Linked DNA regions of Homo sapiens: regions 2 and 3 are each linked to region 1. Evidence: chromatin loops called from intact Hi-C (ENCODE). Cell type or tissue: B cell. All regions are shown on one strand.

Region 1 (8,000 bases):
AAGAAGAAAAGCATCATTTTGCTATTAAATTTGCTAAAATTTTGAGTATGATATTTCCAGTTGGCAAGAACAACATATTTATATTTATTCCTTAGCCATAATACCACTTTCCTAAATTTCACAAAAGTCATTCTTTGCAACTTGAAACTCAATAGAAAGTGTGTATGTGTGTGTGTGTATATATATATATATATACACACACACACATACACAGAAAGGATGTAATGAAGATACAGTAATAGTTGAGCAGACCTTTTTAGAAAAACATGTTTTTAGCTCTATCTTCAAACTTTCTGGCAGAGGGGGTGGGGGGGGCAGGGGGAGGAGTGGCATCAAAATGCTATGCCTCCTGTTATCCACAGCCTAGAGTTTTTATATTTGGAAAGTTTAGAAAATTCTATCCTCGTTTCTCCTTCTTTGAATGGCACAAATAAATACACTACATAAATTTTTCTGGTTTGAAAGGCTCTAGGCGATAACTTTATTAATTCAACCTGAAAATATCAAGCCATTAAATTTTGTCCGGGTAGAATAAATCCCTGTGGCCTCTTTTAAAGCAATGTAGGTCTCTGTTGCCCATGGGGCATATCTGTGTCCCAATCCACAAGAGATAGGACCAACAAACAATGAATGTGCAACCTAACTCTTTCTCCTTGGAAAGAAGAAAGTGTGCACGAAGTAGAGGAGGGTGGGCAGACCCTGCCTTGCCCCTCCTGTTACCCCCTTCTCTGTCATTTGTTCCTAACTCCATTTCATAGGCAGGCTCAGAATACCTGAGTCTGAAAATATCAGGATAACACTTGTGAATTGTGACAATCACTACAATGTCCCATATCTGAGGAGTTTTTTTTAATGCTATTTATCCGCTGGACACGATTGCACATTAGGGCTGCATAATCCTCTAACTCTAGGGAAAAATAAAAACTTTTGATTTGTCTTAAGATTCTTCTCCAAGGTCGCAAACAAGAAATTCCCCTCCACAACCAAGAGATGTGCATTTTAGTAACATCAGATGTGTTCTTCTGTTTTATCAACTACTTACTCTTCCCACACGCTTAGTTCTAAATCTAACCTTTCCCCCCTCGAATAGGGGGCAGGGGAGGATGAGGAAACACTGGAACAACTGAACACCCCTGCCCATTTTCTCCAAGAGCCTTTTGTATTCTAGCATATCTGTGCAATCTTTTCTTTTTTCTTCACATGACACTGTAAGCTTAGGCCTGAAATAACTGGGAAGAGAGATGCGTATCAGAATTTCTCCGCAAGAGCTAAACAAAACATACATCTTCCTTAGCATGAATTGGACTGGGGGCGGAGTGGGAGGGCTTGGAGGAAAGGGGAAAGAAGGGACTATATTTGAATAAATATGAATAAATGTATTAGATACTTTTCACAATCAGATAACTTTTAAAAAGGTCATTTTTTATCTTTCTAATAATGTAAGCCTTAATAAAAGCAAATCTTAGTCACAAATTTGAGGAGACTGCCCAATAATAAGTTTACATGTATTTGAACTGAAAAATTGTTAACCATGCTTTTGCTCCAAGATGTGTGAGGCCATTCAGGGGCTGTAGGGCCCTGGATATACACACAAACAAGTGTGTGTATATCTGGAGCCCCACACATTGTAATAAACACAGCTGCATTTATTTGACTATGTGATCCCATGTACATGTAAAAACATTCAAACAAACACACTCAGCGGATTTATTTATTGTGCAATGGGGCAATTATTCAAATAAACATGCTCAATGCAATTATTTGAATCTCACATTGCATGTTCATCAATCATAGCACTAAAAAAAGAGGGGGAAAAAACACCAAAGAATTCACATGGGGAAAAAATATATATATGAAAACCACCTTATTATAGATTTTATAGGGCAGCTGAGGTTATGGCTCCCTTCTTAACTGTAACTCAACTATTCTGTATTCAATGACATTTGTTTCTAATGATTAATTGGTTCACTCACTTGATCATATAATAGCAAACTTTATAAACCTGTATTGTGTAGAGATGTGAAATCTCTATATTTCAAGAGCAGAAGAGTTCTTTCTAGACACCTTACATCAAGGGACACTGGTCCAATTATTATCGCTTATATAAGCACTCCTATAAATTCTGAAAAATTTTATACATGCAACAAAACATTCCTACATTTGAAGACATTAAGAAAAATCACAGGTGACTCATCTGATCATTCTATATATTAATAAATATTATGACATATATGTGAACACATCACAAATCATATTGGTGTACCAAGAGGCAATTTATGCCTCTCTTAAGTATGTACTGACATAACCTAATATACTAAAATGGGAAGGGGCTTTTAGTCACTGAAATATGCATCGTGTAACAAAGATGAAGAAAATACATGGCTTGTGCCCATCATAAAAAAAGATTCAGACTGAAGGCTTAGCTTTGGTTTTTTCAATTAAATTGTTAAACTGTGCACAGTGATTTTTTTTTAGAACTTGAGACATTTGTGATGTTGGCTGTTTAAATCTTTGTTACCTTCGCTGTGAATTGAAATTGTACATATTTAGTAAATCATGCAGACAAAACAAACTTTTTAGACAATATTTTTATTGGAGAGTTTTCTTTTCCTGTATCCATGTTAAAAAAAAAAAAGACCTCCTTTCCCAAAATAAAAATGTCAATACTAAATTTAAAGAAGTATAAAGGAATGATTGCTTCCTTTAGAGCAAAATATTTAAATAAACATGGAGATAATTGGCAACATGTTCTTTTTGGGCTAGTAGGCTGTGTCCAATTTTTTGGGTCTGATGTTTCAGAGGGCCTCTGTTTCAGGGTTGAAGATGATATATTAATCTCGGAATTAAACAAATGCTATTAAATAACAGAAATAAATCCTTCAGTCTTCATTTGTATCTGAAATGTGGAATTAGTCAGAGAAATGGCACCGAGATAATATGATGCTGAATATGCCACAAGCTAAAACTTTCTCTATTAAACGAGTCGCCTACTACCTATAATCTAGCATGACATGTTAAAATGCTCCAAAATACTGAAAATAGAAAATGAACACTACTGTTCCGATTTGGTCTTGAGATTAATATGACAAAGATTCTAATAATTTTAGTCAAAGAAAATGATGAGTAAAAAATACATGAAGATTAAAGTGATGACAAATGATCTTTTAAGTATTCTAATTGGTCTTTCTCATTCATAGCTTTGATTCCACAGAAATTGCAAATCCTGATTATCCTGATTTGTAAGTGCACCCAGTCAGCTTTCTCTCTTTCACTCCATGGAATATGCCTGTTAGATTTGGAACGAAGGATAAGCCCCCAAAATGTTAAAAATAGACTACTGCCCTGGCAGGAAATTTAGCATTGGCAAGCACAGAACTCAGAAGGAATTGATCTAACATAAGGAAACATTCAGAGAAAGATTTGTGCATTATGATCCTGTTCTGACCATTTTCAGAGCAGTCAAAGGGAAGTAAAGTGTATGTGGGTGTGCGCATGTGTGCGTGTGTGCAGGTTTGCTAAGTTTGTGTGTGTACATTTGAATAGCTGTGTTTCTTAAAAAAAATACTCAAGACATGGAAAAAGTCTGAAAAGAAGTGCTTTTCAGACATTTTACATTTTGTTATCTTACATCGAAGACATTTAAAATGTTGATACTGGAAAAATAAAAGGTTCCGAAGACAGCCTCACCAAAAAAAAACTATATAATTTATAAGATATGCCAACAACAAAATTGAGAAAATATTAAATTATCTTTACTCATTTTATGGGAAACTTAGATTTTAGTTAATGACCTTTCCTTAAACATGAAAAAATCACGTTTATTCATTCCTAAAACGGTATTATTATAGGGGGAAGAAGTACGGTTATACCCATTCTAGTTTTGTTTAAGAAAAGAGAAATACAGCCTTCAAATTACTTGAAAAAAATGTGGATGAATAAAAGAATGTAAATTTAGAAAGGAAACTCAAGAACAACCCTATGCTCACCGAAAACATTACGGTATATTTAGTGACCACAAGCAACCCAGACCTTGGTTTTTACATCTCTTCTGAAAGACACCACTTCCAACACAAACAACATTTCCCAACCCTGTAGTGCAGACCAGGATTGGTGCAGACATAAAGGGAGAACACCAACTATTGAATAACCCTCAACCACTTCCTGAGTCCTGAAACATTCTGTGGAGGTCTACCACTTCATTATTGAACATGCTTAGAAAGTGTGAGCTCATAGGTTTCCGGTTGAAGGTACATCTAAGCAAGAGGGGAAAAAGAGAAGTACTAACCACCCTGCCCAACTTGCTTTAACCCTTAACACACTAGTACTGGAGAGAAAAGTAGGCTTAGAAATAATCAGCCAAACACCCAAGTAGAGCCTTTTCTTTCCCTTTTCTGCAGAGTAAAGTGCTTTTGTATTATCAAAGACAATTCCATGACAAGGGAAGTTTCACTCACTTTAAAATAAATGTGGATGGAACCATCCACAAAATCTTCTGAGAACAAGAGTTCTAACCACAAGAGCTGCTTAATATGTACTTCCTTGACCTTTTAAATGAAAATCAGAATAATGATTTGTACAAAAACTTTCCCAGGAATTGTCATGGCCCCTCATGTCAGATACCTTCATTTACGAACTGGCCTGTGTTAACTCCTTTATGGCTTGACCAAATTATAACACACTTCGCGTCTACCTTAAAATTGTCAAAACTCATGTTCTCATTCTTCAGTAAAATTTTCATGTGAGTTTAGTAAGAAGAAAATCTTTATGTTTGTAACTTTTGGAAAAATAAAAGCAGTTAATTATTAATCTACTACCTGCATTTTATAGATGAGGAAACTGAAGTCTACAGATCCTTGAGACCACATAGGCTGTTTGTTTCCGTCCCACAATGGTCTCTAGAAAACAGTTAAGCATAGATTGTCAGAATCTCAGTCTTCTGCATCATTGTTTAGTGTTCTTTCCAACATGTCACAGTAAAACTCTTCTTCAAATGGCTATGGAAACATTAGAAGGAATGAGTTAGTTTCTCTACTTCCTACAAGAAGTTCGTTCTGGTCTACAAGAACTCTTCCATGCAAGAGTGCAATGAAAATAATCTACTTTAGAAACCCTTTGTTAACTCTAAGATGTCACATCATCATCTCAGGACTATTAATCGCTTGTGGGCTAGAGTCTGTTTTAACTAAGAGCCAGAGACATGCTCAGTTTTGAAAAATGCTCTTTAAAAATTACTAACTGCTGTTGCTACATGTTACCCACTCATTATGTTGAAGACTCTTGACAGTGCTCATGGCCATTGGAGAGTGGTGGCTCCATCCAACCTCTCTACCCACAGTTTTCAGCCTGAGCCCACTTTATGAGTCCTCAGTACCATTCTTTCTCTGCTCATGACCTTTCTGAACCCTGAATGCACTGAATGATCCTGACGTGGTCTGAGGAGGAAACAAGGCAGCAGGTGTACACAGTAAGAGGAGCAGTAGGAATTCATAAATCTGCAATGGGAAAATTGGAACAGACAGAAACAGACCAAAAGGTTAGAGTGTGAAGGAATCTTAGATGCTCTCTCATCCAAAGCCCTGGCTTTTCAAATTCTGGTGTTCTGAGGAAATAAAACCCTAGATCACTCCATAGTTACTGGCAGAGCTGGGACCAGAAGCCAGATCTCCAGTTATGGCATAGATGTTTTTATTGCTTCTATTGATACTTCTACTACTTGTATGATGCTTTCATTTTATTATATTTAGTGGGCCTACAAATAATACTAATAAATAACAATAGTTGCAACATCAATAATAGTTCAATGTACTGAGTACCTAGCGTGTGTAAGGCACAATACTAGGTACTATGGGCTACCCAAAAATGAACATGGCAGGATTACTGACCTCAGGCTTCTTACAATCTGGCAGAGGCAGACATACACAAATAAGGATAATACCAAGTTCCAAGTGCCTTAGGAAGGGACTAATGTGGAAGTCTCAACCATGTTCCCTTCTGTACCCTGCTGCTTCCTCTATTTAAACACAAAATGACACCTTTCTCTCAATAATATGTATATTAGTGAGTGATACTATATGAGAAGCACTTTGCATGTCCTGGGGATACAGCGGTGAATAGACAATATCCTCACCTTCAGGGATGTACATTCTAGTGGGGAAAGTAGAAAACAGAACCATTTTATGGATCACTTCAGATAGTGCTGTTTTGTTGCAGGTAAAAGAAGGTGATGTGATTGTAAATGAGATGGAAGTAGCGGACAGTCAGCTGGGGGTGGGTGCAGATCCACAAAAGCCCTTGAGGGCAGTGGTGATTGACTTGAGCCTGAAGGTTGTAAAGAGGTCAGCCATGGGAAGATTGTGCAGTGAGAGTTCCAGAAGAAGAAACAGCAGGTGCAAATACATGAGGCTGGAATGAGTTTGGCTTTTTTGGAGAATAAAAAGAAGGCCAGCCTAACAAAGCATGGTAGACAAGGGAGAAGGGTGGAAGATGATGTCAGAGAAGTAGAGAAAACAGTTCCCAGGTCATGGGAAGGGTTTATAGTGTGATCTAGTACTTAGGACCAACTCCACGGAATTCAGAGGATCTGGAGGAATAGAACCTCTTAGGTCCTTTGATCCAATGTCATGTTTCCATAGGCGAGAAAACAGTTTATAAATCTATGAGGTTCGCTCCGTGGGAGCCCGAGGCCTCCTGAGTTATTCTTCTCAGTGACTTGTCCAGAAATGAGCACAGCAACCTGTTTGTGGCCTATTCATAATTACCTCCCCTATAAAAAGAACAGTAACATGACATTCTATGCCCTTCTGATTTTAGAATGAGAGGAATCTCATTTTTCAGACTCACGCAAGACCACCTGCCTTGTGTCTGGTCACAGGCAGATCCGTCAGCCTGGAAAACAGAAATTGTTTGGCTCAAAGAAAGTTTGTATTTTGGAAACGAAAGCACTAGATACAGCAAACAGGACGCCACGGTGGTACGTTACCCTGGAAGCACCTTCCCCAATCAACATGTCCCAGCACTATCCCCGCAGTTGCCAGTTTGCTCCAAACAGCTGTGCTAGAATCAGGCATGAGCAAGAGCCTCGGCCATTTCCCCTTCCTCTGAACTCCTAAAAAATACAAAAACTCACAGAGCTGAGAGAGAAGCCAATAAGAAGTAAGGAACATGCAGCAGGTGGTACCATCTGTGCCCGGCTAATTCCAGCCAAAACAATCTGCTCCCTAGAGTTCCCAGTTGTGGAGAAGGGAAGAGAATCTGACAGCGGCGGAGCCAGGGGAGGGGGTGTGGGAGGGCAAGTGCCGAGGCTATTATTCTAACACTCAGCCAGTTGGAGGAAGTAGATTATTGATGCCAGTGTACTATTATCTCTCTCCTTTTCTCTTTACAACCACGGTGGGAGATTCCTCCAAAGTCTCGCTAAGCTGGCAAGTCTCAGAACCCACACCTGTGAGACAGACACGCAGGCATCACTGTGAGTCTGTCACCACTGAGGTGGGAGGGACAAACATTCTCCAGCAAGACTGGGAAGCACAGCCCACCCCAAAACGAAAAAAAACAAGAGGGAGGAAGATTATGTTTATTTTATTTTATTTTCCTAGCAACTGAATTCCCTTCCACGCTCGTGTTCACTCTTTGAAAATTATCCACTGTTTAAAATGGGCTTATAGTCCACATGCTTTCTCCCCAGGTTGGCATTTTCTGAAATAAAATTCTTTCGCTTGATGGACTTCTTTGTGAGGGACAAATCTCCTCCCGTAGTGCACTTAAAATCATGAAATGAATCAATGCGAGCAATTCAAAGATAGATCAAATTGTCTGTAGCAATAACTTTTCCTTAAAAGAGTAATAGATAGACAGGGCCCATCCTTTTCCCAGATTGAGGAGACAGCCATGATTACAGGGTCACAGACAGACCTATGTACTGAAAAAGAAAATGTTACCCAATGCAAAATTTCCACCAGCATCTTGAGGTTAAAGTGCTATCTCCATATAGTCATCTGTCA
Region 2 (8,000 bases), 140 kb after region 1:
AAATGCAGTCATCCCATTGTACCTTGCAGTTTTTCCTCAATACATAGGTAGAATCTTCCTGTGAGTTTCTGAGCGTAGTTTTTGATTAGCTCTTCAGCACAAAATGGAATGAGTGATGTGAATATTTAAAGCTTACCTCTAGATTTTATGTTTGCCTGCCTTTTTTAGCCATATGTAAGCCTAAATGTGGATTAACTGGGGTTACTCCATTTGTGAGGTGATGATTATGATGCTAGTACGGTAGTATAGGCAGAATACTCTTTTTTTTTTTTTTTTTTTTTTTTTAAGTAGAGTCTTGCTCTGTCGCCCAGGCTGGAGTGCAGTGGTGCAATTTCGGCTCACTGCAACCTCTGCCACCTGCGTTCAGGTGATTCTCATGTCTCAGCCTCCCAAAGTGCTGGGACTGCAGCCATATGCCACCAAGCCCAGCTAATTTTTATATTTTTAATAGAGACGGGGTTTTGCCATCTTGGCCAGGCTGGTCTCGAACTCCTGACCTCAAGTGATCCACCTGCCTCGGCCTCCCAAAGTGCTGGGATTACAGGCGTGAGCCACCACGCCTGGCCTCTTATATTTTATATGCATAACATTTTGGCTAGCTTATACTTCATTGACTTTCGGGAATTTCACAACAGTCATTGCTAACAATTGGTCTGTCTATAGTGGCCTTTGGAATTCCTAATAACTTTATGTTAATGTTGCATAAAACATTTGGCAGTCTGTTTCTTATGTAAAGCTGCTCCATGTGCCCTGAGTCAGAAGCTTACTTTTTATCCTTGATACCTAGCTTAATGTGATCAGTCAGTGTTGGTTGGATTAGTGGATGATTGAAAATATTATGTAATGGATATGAATAGCCCATGGAAACAGTAAAGAGTGGATCACACTTAACACTTTTAATAATAGAAGTAACTTTTTCTCCTGCTTGTTTTTTTTTCAGCATAACCCTTGGTTCATATTTTTTCTAGGATAAGTTCCTATGACTTGATTTTAACTTTATCTCTTTACTATCAGTTCATCAAAAATATTCTGTGAAAAAACATTTTATACTTTTACTGTACTAAAGTTAAGCTCTTCTTATTCTGAGTCACAATCTGGACCCATTTAACTACTTTAGCTTTATTTTCTATTGTGCTATATTCTCTAGCTGTTTTTTCTCCTCCTGTGCTGGAGAAACTTTTTACTCCTTGTTTCAGAGCAAGTCAAACTTCCACTTCCTGGTGTCATGCCTTGGTCTCTGAGCTCCAATCTCATGAATTTCTGAGTTATTTCTGTTTTCCACCTGCCAGTTAAGAATGAAATCATATGTGTCCCTATGTTTTGCAAAATGGATCTATCTCCAGCTAGCTCATAGCTTCGTTACTATGATTTCTTTCTTTCTTTTCATTTTTTTTTTTGTATTTTAATTCTTTTCTTTCTGGCATGTGGTAGAATGCTAAGTACTTTGTAGTCACATAGTAAATACTGTACACACTTACACACTAGGTAATATCTAGCTTTATAGTAACAAGATAAGCTTCCTCCTAAAGAAAGGAAGACAGAAAGAAAGATGGACAGAAAGAAAGGAAGACAAAACAGAAGAAAAGAAAGGAAAGAAGAATAAAAAAGAAAGATCAGCAAGAATATTTTGAGGAATAGGGAAAGAGCAGTAATTGTGGAATTTTAAAAACTTGAGTTTAAATTCTGATTCTGCTTACTAGTTTGTGATATTGGATGAGGTTCATCATCTTTTGGTGTAAAATGGTAATGATATCTATCTGACAAACCTGTAAGGGTTAAATTATATAATGTATATAAAGTGCTTATTGGCATACCCTGGCACACATTCGACGTTAAAGAAATGGTAGCTAACTCTTTTATTTTGCATGTGAGGGAAGAAGTTTAGAGAGCTGACCAAGGGTCATATAGCTAGTAAATTGTGGAGAGAAAATTGAAAACCAGGCCATTCTTACTCTAAAGCAGTGTTTTTCAAACATAGTGCATCTGAGAATTATCTGAAAGACTTGTTAAAACACTGGGCCCCACTCCAGAGTTTCTGGTTCACTAGGTCTGGGGTGAGGCCTGAGAATTTGCATTTCAAACATGTTTCCTGTTGCTGTTGCTGCTGCTACTGGTCCAGGGACCACACTTCGAGAACCAGTGCTTTCTGGCATATTTCTCAACCCTAGTTGCACCTAAGAAATCAAGAAATCACCCTGAGTAGTGTCTATAAATTATTGATGAAACCAGAATCTCTGGTTATGGGGCCTAAGTGTGGATTTTTAGGTTTTTGTTTTAAGCTATCCAGGGGATTCTAACGTGCAGCCAGGGTAGGAAGCACCACTCTGCTTAAGTGAGGCTCTTTGCAGTTTTTTTCTTAGAACTGGGTATTAAGTGAAGCAGCTGACCCTGCACCCTCCTGGGTGCTCAGTGAGGCAAGGCCTCAGTAGTGTGTCGTTTTTATGCTGTTATGTTTTAAAACAATTGCTTTGGCCTAGAATCCTTTTACTGTTTTAACCTGTTCTACTTGTTTGTGTGGACTGTTTGCATTTCTCCATCTTCACCCTCAGTGTATCCTGAATGCCTTCATCAATCTCTAGGGTGGATTTTATGTTAATATTTGGCAAAAGCCAGTATTTAGCAATAGTAGACTTGAAGTATAAAGTAAATAAAGGAATATATCTAGTTTTTAAAAAAGCAGTCACATTACAATTTAATGTACTTTCAGAATTCTGATTTTGTTCTTTTTTCTGAGATGCTTTGGAAACCTTACATTGTGTTTTAGAGGACCCAGTTATTGGTTAGAATAGGTAATGATAATTGTGCACCCAGAAGTGTATAAGTAAAAATGTCGTAGATTAATTGATAAAGGAGTCATTTTTTCTTTATAGGATTCAGTTGGTAAATATATACAAATCAAGGCATGAAATCATTTACTGGATAAGAGTGGGCAAAATACCACATAATTTCATTAACCTTTAAGCAATGAAATTATAAATCCCTATGCAAATGTTTAAGGTTATCATTGCCTATCACCCCTTTTGATTCCTACAGACTGTTAATTCTTCTCTGTCCTGCTGAGTCTTATTAAAACTTCTGACTGATGTACTTTTATTAAAAGGTTTAGAATTTACCAATTTAAAACACTTGCTTTACACTATTACCTCTAATTTAACTAGGCCCATTAAACTGCATTTTGCAAAGGGAAGAAGTCAATTGCTGTTTCTTTAAAAAATAATAAATTGAAATGAATTTTAAACTCTGCTTAGCGGTGAGCAACTGCTATATACTACTAGGCCTTTTGATAGCTGATTTGTTCCTTTAGTATGCAAATTTTAGGTTTACAGAGATCTAATGCTTTTATTTAGGAAATATGCCCAGAGGCTAGATTGGTAGGCTTTAGGGAGATAACTAGTTTGGTGTGAAATAAATAGTTGTTAAAGGATCACATGAATTGGGTCCCAGAAGATGAAGAGTAGACTGAGACAGATTGAGGAAAACTGACTGTACTTCATTTCATTTGGCTATAAATATCACTGAATTAAAAATGAAGACAATGAATGATGGCAATACAAAGCAAATTAATGAAAATAAGCCATTTTTTTGTGGGTTTTCTGAAAAGTTCTGTCTTCTGAGCAGTTTAAAGAAAAGGGCTGGGTACACCCCTAACCAAAGAAGCTTAGTTCACATCATTCTGGGAGGCCAGCCTTTTGAGAGATTGTAGCTTTAGCAGGGAGGAAGGAATGGGTCAACTCCCCTCCCACCCCCCACCAGTCAAAGTCAGCAGCATCACTTCTGGTTAGTGAGATGACAGATGTCATAGAAAACCTTACATTCAAAACAAGAGGACTCACGGATGCTAGCTTAGGTTGGCAATTGTAGATATTCTGGCTTGCAAGTGTTAAACAAATAATAATGAACTTTTAGCTTTGGGAAGTTAGTTTTAAGAGGTTATACACTTGTTTTGTAGCATTGCTCTTTTGGAATCTCTGACTTCCAAACATTTATTTTTCCTTAAATAACTGAAAATAATGAAATACGTTTCTATATTGATAGCTTGTAGCATCCACTTTTCTTTTTTTTTTCTTTTTTTTCTTTTCTTTTTTTTAACAGTGCGTATATCTGTCTTTTTGGTTGTCTAAGCAGTTAGGCCCTCAAGAAATAGAATATTCGAATAGCCTTAGCATTTGAAATGGTCTCTGTATGCCTATTTGTTGTATGTCTCTGGTGGCAGAAGTGCAGAGGGCATGGGTGATGATGATGTGTGAAGGTGGGATGCTAGATTCTTTCATTGAGGCTGGAGGTTTATAATCTTGTTATCATTAAAGTTTCAAAGAGGTGTGGTGGGTAGGAGTGCCAATGCCACAGTCTAGTAGAGTGAGGAATGAGAATAAGTAATTGGTTCTTGCCAGCCTTAGCAATAGTGGTTTTGGTAGAGTGATGGCTAAGGAAGCCAAGTTATGGTAATTCAAGCATTGAATGGAAGTTGAAGCAAAAACAACGAGCTTATATTATTATTTTTTCATGGGGATAGTTGGTAGGGTTGGAAGAACTGTGTTATTGATGAAGGAGAAGAAAGCAGTGGAGAAGAAAGGGAGAAACCAGATAGTGCACGTTCCTAGAAACAGCATAAATGAATAGGATTCATTGTACAGGTAGAGGGTTTCATAATGGAAAAGAGGGTCAACCATGAGATAGGAATGAAAGTGTTATGAGACAGGAGAATTTTCATATGTAGAGTGGGTTCTTAGTTGCAGGCAACAGCTAGTTTGAGTTGCATACAGAGATGTATCACATGCTACTTAATTTGCAGAAGTGCCAAGGAACCAAAGTTGACTGTGAATAGCTAGGAACAGCACAAGCCATGAGAAACACCCCATGATACTATTCTAGTAGAAAACTCCACTGCCATTTGCTACTTAGAGTCTATGAGACTAGGGATCATTTAGTAGCATATCTACATAGTTGTTTCAGAAGAACAAAATGCCTTCACTACAAAATTTGATCTCATTTGTAGTTGGCTACTTCCTTGATTTGCTCATTTCTGCTTTCTAAATTTTGAATGGATTTGGTTGAACCTGGGTTCCCTGTGGAAGGCGTGATGCAAGAGCATCTGAGAAATGTTTTTAGCTTGAGCTTTGTGAATACAGGAAGTTAGAGTGCATGCTAGAAAGGGATTGGAGTGCAGCCTGGGTAATTCTGGCTCTTGGTCTTTCATAAGCTGCAATCAAGATGTCAGCCAGAGTGACAGTCATTTGAAAGTTAGACTAGCCTGGAGGATCTGCTTAGAAAATGGCTCTCTCACATGGCTGTTATGTTGATTCTGGCTATTTGGCAAGATGCCTTGTGTACCTTTCCCTAGGATGGCTTGAGTGTCCTCACAACGTGGCAGCTGGCAGCTGGCTTCCCCCAGGAAGATCCAAGAGAGTAAGGAAGAAGCTGTAATATCTTTTAGGACAGACACTGTCACTTTCACTGCATTCTGTTGATCACTCAGACCAACCCTGGTATGAGCAAAGGGATTACACAAAGGCATGAATTCCTTGAGGTGAGGATTATTGGGGGCTGTCTTGGAGGCTGGCTACCTGTACCCTCTTCTCCCCTTTCTTTGACAGCACAAGTTGATCGGATTTATCTGTGGAAGCAAAAAATGAAATTCTTTTAATAGAATGGAACTTGACAAGAATTTGGATAGAACGTGGTTCTTTATATTAAGGGTACACAGTGTGCAGTATTGTCAGCCAGGTTTTAAAGAGATAACGAAACGCTGTTCATTTACTTGTTGTCAGGTTTATATTCTACAAGCAGAGCTTGTATCGTAACATTATCATTCAATCTAGGTATATGTATTTTGAAGTGTAGAGATAATGAGGTAGTGATACTGTCTTCTAGAATAGCTACTCTGTCTTCATCTCTGAAATTCACAGGTCTGGCTAGCTGTCCCTAACGTCATTTCCTGGTCTCAACTCTTTAAGACCCTGACATACTCTGAGATTGGAGTGAAGATTTCTGTGACATGCTGGGTGGGTATAGGCTGCTGTCTCATGTCTTGGTCACATCTTATTGTTTATTTTTTCATATCATGTATCACAAATTGAAATATTGCTGATATACTTGTTTGTCACCCTGCATCCTTCTCCCATTCCCCAAAGTAAAGCTTCAGCAGAATAGGGCTTTGTTGACCTGTTCACTGCTGAGTCCTCAGCACTGAGTGCAGTGCGTGGTAAATGCCCAGAAGGTGATTGTCTAAATATGTTATTTTTTGAGAATATATACGACATGATTATTATTTGAAACAGGACACCACAAAAGGTAATTTTTCCCTTCTTCTACTTGATTTCTGTCTTTTCAGCCTTTTTCTTATACCCCACCCCTTTTTTTTGGTGGCATCTCAGTTCAGGATGTTCTCTGTGGCTGTGAATGCTTTCCCATCTTGTTCACAGTTGGTACCTGGAAGGTTCTCTAACCTTGTTTCTTTCTGATGTAGCCTATTCTGACTCTGGGATTACTATTTAAAGTAATTCTTTTAAGAGATATGTTTGGCTAATTCTGTAATTTTTTTGTTATGTAGACTGTTTGGGAGCCACATTTCCTATTGATTTGATCACACCTTATTTTTTCCTTGTCATAAATGGTCCTTTTTGGATGAGTTACTGTGTGAGTTCTGACCCTGTCAGAATTGATATTCTTAGGAATCCTGACTTTAATATACACAGAACAGGAAAAGTTTCCTTGTCATAAATGGTCCTTTTTGGATGAGTTACTGTGTGAGTTCTGACCCTGTCAGAATTGATATTCTTAGGAATCCTGACTTTAATATACACAGAACAGGAAAAGTCATGATAGGCACCCTTGGGTATATATGGTAACATGTTAGTTCTCTTCAAGACTGTGCATGGCTTACAGGGATCACAGGACTGTGTGAGTTAAGCAACAGTTTAAACCTGATGTATTGCTCTCCCAGAAAGTAGTATTCTTAAGGTATTTACCCCAGATCTGCAAGTGTCTGTGTTTCTCTGGGAGGGAACCCCCAAACCTGGAATGCTCATCCATATGCATTCCAACCTGCCTCTGAGATGTTAGGCAAGCCTCAGCAGAGGTTCTTGACAGTTTTTTGGACTATAGACCTTTTGGCAAATCTGACAAACTATTGACCTTCTCCCAGAGATACTTATTTACATAAACCCACAAATTTTACATATATCATTCAGGAGTGCATAGATTCCTGAAGGCCATCCAGTGACCAAGGTTAAACACCTCTAATCTGAATAGTAATAATAATAATAATTATTATTATTACTGAGTTACAGATGATTTGGAAAATCTCTGGAGAGACTGAAAATCTCTTATTAATTAAGAATAACCTTAGAAGCACTCAGAAAATTTCTGTTCTTGCACGTTCTTCTCCCATCTTGGAATATCCAAGAGCCAGACTAGATCATCCGAATCAGCTCTTGACCAGCTCAAGATTGAGAATTCAGGCTGGGTTTATTTTGAAGTTACTAACTATGTCTTTTGTGATCTTACAGGTATCTCTGCATTAGCCAGATTGGACATATGTAAAGGGACATCAGTATATCTGGATCATCAGGTAAGCAGATGGGACTTCATTTTTATATCTCCATCAATTCCGTCCTGTGGCAATATGCGGGCATTTTCTATCATGTCTTGTTTACTGCAGTGTGGGTCAGTAAGATGATTGATATTTCTAAAGAGAAGGAAGCAGCCTTTTTTAAGTTTCACCAGATTATTTCCCTGCTGCTTAAAGTCAGATTTCTTCATTTTTATCTCATTATTATTTCATGTATTCATACATCTATAGTAGATAATAATTCTCTACTTTTCTTTTAATGTATATTCTTTGGAGAGTTGTGGACAGCTCTCATATTGTTCCTTGGTTGTCAGCCAAGTTATAGACATTTAACTCCTTTAATCTTTCTTTGTAATTGAGTTAGCTTGGCTGCCTTTTCCAGATTTTCCCCTCGTTTTATGGTACCATTAATAAACAGAAAATCAGTCTA
Region 3 (8,000 bases), 200 kb after region 1:
GGGGGATACATTTCAACCCACTACATCATCATCATCCCAGAATTCAGTGTAATATGCCTGTCATTTTCTGTGCCTTCAGTTTTTGTTGTTACCGTTAAATAAAGGACTCTGTCTGGTATCATCATGTATAAATAATAAGCTGTAAAATAGTCATTAATTCTGAAACCAGAAGACGCTGTAAGATATTTTATCTTCAGTTTGTCAATAAGGCAATTGTTAGGGTTTGAGTTTGTACCCATCAAAACTCATGTTGAAATTAGATCCCCAATGTGGTAGCGTGGAAAGTGGGCCTCAGTGGGAGGTGTTTAGGTCATGGGGCTGGATGGCTCATGAGTAGCTTGGTGCCATATTGGAGTAAGTGAGTTCTGGCTCTCGCAAGACTGGATTAGTTCCTGTGGAAATGAATTAGTTTTGGAAAGAGCAGGTTGTTAAAAGGCCAGGATGCTTCTTCGGTTTTATTTCTTCACTCGTGTCTGATTCTTCTTTGACCTCAGCCATGTTATGTCACCAGAAGCCAGGGCCATGCCCTTATATTTTCTAGCTTGCAGAACCATGAGCTAAATAAACTTCTGTTCTTTAAAAATTATTCAGTCTCAGGTATTCTGTTACAGCAACAAAAAACAGACAAGACAACCACAAAGTGGTATCAGTGACTTGACAATAATCACGTAGATGATTGTCCACAGAGTAGTATGAATAAGGTGTTATTTGTCTGCTATTATATAATATTTTCTGTGATGTCACTTTGTTTTTTCTTATTAAGATTAAGCATCTTAAGATATTAATACCTGACACTAAGATGACATGACAAATATTAACACAGTTATGGCTTTAGAGTTATTCTAATCAAACTGCTGTCATTTTGCAGCTGAGGAAAGGGAGGTCTTGAGAGGTTAAGTGAGTTACTGAAAAGGAGAGTTAGGTGATGACATTTCTGGGTGGATTTTGAGTGTTTGGTATTGAATTCTATAACATGAACCTAATGTGGCAAATTTGATATTACCTAGAGGACACTGAAGAAAATCAATAACAGGTTTGAAAATAAATACTGAAAGAATTTGAAATAATTTAAACACAAAAGTAAAGGATGACTAAATTAATAATATTTTTCTCTTACCACTGAAGGCAAATAGAAACAGGCTCAATCATCAAGCAGATTCTGCTTTGTTTTTCAGCTAGAAAGTGTGACAGTGGGACTGTTGAGAATTGTCATGGAGAATTTGAAGAGGAATGAACTCTTATCCAAAACAAAACGAAAATAAAACCCACATACATCTATGTATTAGTTTTGTCTTACCTGGAAATTTCAAATTTTAAAAAACCCATTAGTTTGCATATTTATTTCCAGTCTACATTATTACTTCCTCCTCAGAATGCAAATCTAATTTACAGGGAGGGACTTCCACCCTCTACAACATAATCTCTGAAATCTTTGAACTTGTGGCTCTTCAGTGCCTGATTTTTATATCTGTTTCTCTTATAAAACAGGGCATGATGTAACTAATGGCTTTCAAATCTCTGACCTTCAGATTGTAGCATAATATTCCTACCTCAGACTTCCTATAGATGGATTAAGGTGTGTACCTCTAATAGGATCCTTGATATCTTTCAAGAGATGAAGGCAGAAGGAGAAACTCAGTATTCCTAGTAGATATATTGACCCATACTCTTCTGGGCATTGTCCTGGCTTCAGTTACCTGATGGACTGTCTAGCTGTAAATGAATACCATGTCTCAACTGATCTGAATCATCCTGTTGGGTAGCTTCTGCACTGACTTTTCTTCATTTGCCAGTTGCTCTGTTATTATACAGGCAAACATACATTGCCTGCCTGCCATTTGTGTACGACTTTATAATCTTTTCTACAAACTATCTTTCCTATGTCTATAGCTTTCCTTTTTGACAAATTTAAGCAATTTCTGCTCATTGATTTTTGTTTTATTTTGTTTAAAAATAATCTAACTTCTTTTCTCCTACAGACTTTTACAAGCTATCTAAAAACAAAACAGAAAACAGCTAACTCCTGCTTGCTAGTGGCTGTACATCCAATTGCCTTCCTTGGCTTGGAAAGGAAGACAGTTGTCACTCAGAAAGTCCTGTTGCATCTCGTCAGAAATTCTTAACCAGCCCTTGTTTAAAATTTCAAGGCAGTAGCTCTCGAGACTTCAAAGAAGATTATGGTTACTAGTACTCTTTCTGGTTATCAAACATGGTAATCTTTGCCTATATTTAGGATAAATTAAGGAAGAAGTAGACGTTGATGAATTAATATGGGCCAATTCAAAATAACAAGTGCATCAGCTTTCCAGCTGGTGCGTCCAATGGAACGTTAGAGAACCTCTGCATTACTGAAATCTACTTCTTAGAGGGTAGCATTGAGTTGCTGTTAAAATCATAACTAACTAAGAGTTATGCAGACCCACAGTAGATGACTGTGAAACATAGGAGAACAGATCCTTGTATGGCCTAATGTAGTTACCCTCAGTGTTGCCATTTAGTAGCTATAAGGTTTTGGAGAAATTGCTTAACTTTTCTGAGCTTCAGTTTTCTTGTCTTTTAAAATGGGACTAATAATACCTACCTTACAGTATTATTGTGAAGGTGAAGTTAATCCAAATGAGATAATATATTTTTGGAGCCTGACATAGTGGCTGGCACAATGTGAGTGCCTCATAAATAGTGCAATATTTTTTCTGTTTGTATAGCACTGTGTAATTTTCTCACATACCGTATCATTTGATCTTTCAAATTAAGAAGTGGTCAGGAAAGATGGTAAGAGTTTGGTAATAGCACCTTTTTTACAGTTGAAAAAGCTAAGTTTCAGAGTGGTAAGTCCCGTATCATATAGCTATTTACGGTTAGGTTTTCTGATTCCTCATCTAGAGCATTAGACTTTTCCCTCCTTTATTTAAACTCTTATTTTTAAAATTTACTTATTTAAGCTTCTAACTATATAGGTATATGGAGTTATACCTATATAGGGAGCCAGTGCTTTAATAGAATTCCTGATGCCCTCATCCCTGTATGCAAATGAAATAACAGATACTTAAAGGGCTTTGGAAAATAATTTTAAGTGCTAAGGAAACATAAAATTGAATGATTTTTTTGGTTAATTTATTATATTTAGTCCCTTCTGTAATTGGTAGTAAATTGGAAGCATCTAAAAAAAATCATTTCCAAAAAGGAAAAGAAATACTTCCTATAGCCATTTTTCCACTCTCATTACTGTATTAACCGTGTTCAAATATTCTTTTAATAGAAAATTCCATATTGTTTCTAAGCCTTTTGTTGAAGAATTCCTAAGCATTATAGCTCCTTATTTTTTTGTTGGAGGAACTAATTTTATTAACGTGGCAATGAAACTGACACTTAAGGAATTATGAGCAAATATTGTAGCATTTGCTAGATTATCTTTCTTTTAAGCTCTCTAAAAGAAAATATTTCTCATAATTGTTAACACTTGTAGAAAATCTTGTGAAAAAAATAGATGGAAAGTATTCCACTCTTCTGCCATACCTGGCTATTAAAAAAAGAAGGATTGGCCCACTTATATTCAGTATAGTGCATGTTTGACTTGCTCTACCTCCATGTACTTCCCTCAGTGTAAAGAACTTAGGCAGGTGTTATTAATAAAAAAAAATAATAAAAAACTCCTATTTTAAATAAGGATGCTATTCTCCCAGCTTTGAAGCTCACACATACTCTCTAACTTATCCCAGCTTTTGCTCATCTGGTCTTTAAATGTCTCCTTTCATGTGGTCAGCCCACGAGCCGTGCGTATTGCCGCTCAATCACGCCACTGTACGTAGCCATCATGAGGGTGGTTTGCATGATTTGCATTTCCTGTACTGTTTGAGCTTCAATGAGCTCTAAGCGCCACGTATGAGGAAACCACTGCCAAGTAATGCAATGATTTTAGTCAAACCAGATGAGTGTGTGCTAGAGTCAGGCTACCAAGTTGGTTGGGGGTGGGGAGGTGTTGTTAGGATATCCTGTTAAAAAAGGATTCTTCAAGATGTCCGCACATGCAGGATGTGAATTCCTTAACAAATCTGGCCATGTAATGTAAGAAAGTTACATTTGGGAAGATAAGACTAAAAGGCTAGATGAATAACCGTGTATATGTTGCTCTTAAAAAATTCAGCCCTATAGATTTTAGTATGATGCTTTAATGTGATTATTTATTGTGACAATAATAGATTTTGATGACATTAAATTTCTAGCCATATAGAATGAAATTTAGTCAGAATTAAATTAAATACATTGATTACATGTCCCCTTGTCCTGTAAAAGAAAGCTTGTATTTTATTAAAAAATGATTGATGAAAACTGTTGGACAAGTATTACAGAAATGGCATAGTAGTGGGCCAATGAATAGCTACTAAAGTGGAGAAGGAAAAAAAACATGTACCAGATACTAGTCTTCATGAAAAACATAGACAGATGGGGAGACAGACCTATATGATGCCACAAATAGATGAATATCTTGTAAGGATTTCAAACAAATGTTGAAAGATCCAGTGAAATTTTAAAAGTTGGTTTAAAAGTATATCTTATGCTTATAAACATAGTGTATTTATTCTGCTCACCTGAAACCCAACCTCTAAATTGTTAATAAAATATTGTATCAATATTAACCAAAAAGAGTGTAGGCTGAAACTATATCTAAACTCAGAAATATTAAAATGAATCTCACTAATAAGAGGGACTAATTTTTCTTAGGCTTCTTAGACTCAGATATGATATTATAATGCTTACAAGAAAACCTTCTATAGAAATCTTTTAAAGTATTGCTTAATAATTGTTTCAAATATTTCCTGTTCTTATGTATGGACAATTGAAGAATATTCTCTTTTCTCATATTTTATATATATATATAATATATATATATATAAAATATATATATAATATATATATATTATATATAAAATATATATATAATATATATATATTATATATATAATATATATATTATATATATAATATATATATATAATGTACCTGATAACTTGCTGTGGATGCTACTCAATAGTCTTTAGTACTAGTTCACCTGATTACAGCCTACTAACTAATCAGTGCCTATCAGGCATGCCCTGCAGCACTTTTAAGGTATTCCTTTTTTTTTTTTTTTTTTTTTGAGACGGAGTCTCACTGTGTTGTCCAGCCTGGAGTGCAATGGTGCGATCTTGGCTCACTGCAAACTCCGCCTCCCTGGTTCAAGTGATTCTCCTGCCTCAGCCTCCCAAGTAGGTGGGATTACAGATGTGCACCGCCATGCCTGACTAATTTCTTTTGTATTTTTAGTAGAGACAGAGTTTCACCATGTTGGCCAGGCTGGTCTTGTACTCTTGACCTCAGATGATCCACACACTTCGGCCTCCCAAAGTGCTGGGATTACAGGCTTGAGCCACAATGCCCGTCCACTTCTAAGGTATTCTAAAGAGGAAGCTTTTAAGTCACACATACCTACTGAGGAAATTGTTCTATAATTATCTATTTTAAGAAAAGGTAGACAATTTATATGGATTAAAAAACTATGTATTATTATATCTACACTAAAATGGTTTTGCATGTTGAATGTACCATGTAGTCAATTTAAGTCTGAGAATATTTTTCATTGTGCTGTGGACTGAAATGTTAAAGGCCAGTTTTTACTTTTTTTTTATTCTCTTTTATTTCCTAGTTTCCACTTTTAACATTTATTGAATTTTAATGTATGACTTAACCCTTACATAATGCTAAGTTTGGCACTTTTGGGTTGTTGCTAGCTTATCTGCCATGGGAGATCTTGGGCCACAGAGCGCTTTTTTCAGAGTCTGAATTTGAAGGAGGGCATATTTGACCCACAGAGCTCTTCATGTGTTTAATTGGATATGTTCACTAATGCTATTAGAATGTTGCATTTTAAATAATGTAATGTCATAACTGTCACATAAGTTATTTTTTATTTATTGATTGATTTTTATTTTTGAGATAGGGTGTCACTCTGTTGCCCAGGCTAGAGTGCAGTGGCATGATCTAAGCTCACTGCGGCCTCCATCTCCCGGGCTCAACTGATCCTCCTTCCTCAGCCTCCCAAGAAGCTGACACTACAGGCATGCACCACCACACCCAGCTCATTTTTGTATTTTTAGCGGAGATGAAGTTTCACCATGTTGCCCAGGTTCTCGAACTCCTGGGCTCAAAGTGATTCACACACCTCAGTATTTCAAAGTGCTGAGATTACAGGCATGAGACACCATGCCTGGCCAAGTTATTAAAATTATTATTTCTTACCAGTTAAATTAGTTTTAAGAACATTGAGCTTATTAGTGATCTTAGTTTTATGTAAATACATTTGAATAATGAATAATATTGTACCAACTTTTCTTTGAACATTTTTCTTGGTTACTTAGTTCCTAAAAAACTAGTATTTGAATCTAAAACTAAATTGTATTTTTAGATGCTTAATCCCGTGGGGGAAAGGAACACATTTTGCATTAGTTGTCTTTAATTTATTAAATAATTCTGTAATGCACTGTGTGCATAGATCATGAAAACCACTGGCACATATTTTTCTGACTTCACAACATAAGCTGGACTCCTGTTGCAGTCCCAGCAAATGTGTTTATAAAGATTCCAGCAGTAATAGTCTTGTGACTAAATAAGAAACAGAAGCTAAAGCTTAGAGCCAAACAGATACCTATCTGTTTCCTTGAGTTTAATCTGATTAAAACATGGGTCTCAAAAACATTAAATACAATGTCATGTCAGAGAGGTGGTATATGATAAATATAGCTCATGACAGGAAATGGTTATTAAATCAGTATTACTAGTGAATCTGTTATGGAAATTTCCCTTTAATTTAGTTTAAGTTCCCCCATTTGTCACCTCCAGTACATCACTATAGTTTTCTGTTTTAATGATAAATATGTTATTTTCTGTTGAATGAAAGACAATTTTTCTACTTTATCATACATTTGCTATCACTGATCAAACACTTCATACATGAACTACCTCCTCACTTTAACTAGGAAAACCAATATACGGACTAAAAGAGAATCCATACTAGTCATTGGCCAATGGGACCTAAATACAACAAACTTAAAGGCAGCAGCCACCTGGCCCTTATCAAAGGTACAAGCAGTTTTTTAAAAATGTGAAACACATCAACTTGATCAAACTTAAAATTATTGGATTTAAAATTGTAATTATTTGACACAAAAATTTTGAGAACTTCCTATTTAGCTTCATCAAAAATACCATCTTTACTGTTTGAGGAAATAGGGAAAAAGTGTTAGTAAGTATAATACACATATATTGGTAGCTAAACTCTGAATACTCTAATTTTTTTTAACAGTTCAGAAAGCATTTTTTAAAGGAGAAATATTTTTACAAAGCAAGAAGATTATTTGGCTGACTTACATTAATGAAACATTTTGGCACATGTGAAAGATTTCATCGAGCTATTACAACCACTCCCAAAAAATCTTGGTTTCCATTTAAAATGTCACCAATGTGGAAAAAATACCATCAATCAAATTGCGTATCTTTTAACTGAAGAGGAAAAAAAAAGTAAAGAAAAAATGAAACAAACAGTGAGCGTTCAGTGCATTTTTGGCTTCCCTTAAGGAATTCTGACTTAGGTATGGTCATTTATCTGTGGCCTTAAGATTACCTGTTTTTTCTGTTTGTTCCACTGTATGTTTTCATCTTCATTGGAATACATCTACTGAGTAATGTTCCTAACTTCATGCTCCACTAGCCAAACACTGGGAATGTTACAGTTCTTGTGAATGAGAACAGTAAAAGAAATTATTTTCCCAAAGAAACATAGGGATACACCTTTACAACAACAAACTACAAAATTCCATATGACATTATTCTTCTTGCTTTAAAATTATTCTTAAGAACTTGGTAGAAACAAAGACCTTCTTCACAGGAAACTTAAGTACTAAGTCCATCTTAGGAGTTTTATCCAGGAAACCTGTATGCAAGTTGCAGAAACAGCACTGAGACCC

What was found. A loop is a pair of places that touch in the nucleus more often than their neighbours do. Peaks named below come from ENCODE experiments on the same cell type or tissue, not always from the same donor. Only the 100,000 strongest peaks of a DNase experiment are listed, where the experiment ranks them.
Region 2: it touches region 1 in a loop (2.0-fold over the local background); 2 of 110 quality-filtered maps call a loop at or near these places.
Region 3: a loop joins it to region 1, with 1.9 times the contacts of the local background. A loop is called at or near these places in 3 of 110 quality-filtered maps.

What each region holds. Positions count from the first base shown.
Region 1 is chr2:144,379,241-144,387,240 of GRCh38, reverse strand. ZEB2 (zinc finger E-box binding homeobox 2) reads left to right here. Exons shown (of 10, transcript NM_014795.4): 10 at 1-3,160. Among named protein-coding and RNA genes, the nearest start is that of QTMAN, 51 kb to the right of the region's middle. In B cell, no CTCF peak of the experiment used is centred here; a DNase peak (open chromatin) is centred at 4,220; H3K4me3 peaks cover 403 bases; H3K27ac peaks cover 330 bases; H3K27me3 peaks cover 454 bases.
Region 2 is chr2:144,235,246-144,243,245 of GRCh38, reverse strand. QTMAN (queuosine-tRNA mannosyltransferase) reads left to right here. Exons shown (of 12, transcript NM_001376312.2): 2 at 7,509-7,570. Among named protein-coding and RNA genes, the nearest start is that of QTMAN, 93 kb to the left of the region's middle. RefSeq lists an enhancer at 2,218-2,297 and a silencer at 3,745-3,824. In B cell, no CTCF peak of the experiment used is centred here; DNase peaks (open chromatin) are centred at 2,175, 4,815 and 4,995; H3K4me3 peaks cover 1,629 bases; H3K27ac peaks cover 3,856 bases.
Region 3 is chr2:144,179,781-144,187,780 of GRCh38, reverse strand. All of the region lies in intron 4 of QTMAN (queuosine-tRNA mannosyltransferase), which reads left to right. Among named protein-coding and RNA genes, the nearest start is that of QTMAN, 150 kb to the left of the region's middle. In B cell, no CTCF peak of the experiment used is centred here; a DNase peak (open chromatin) is centred at 3,830; H3K4me3 peaks cover 915 bases.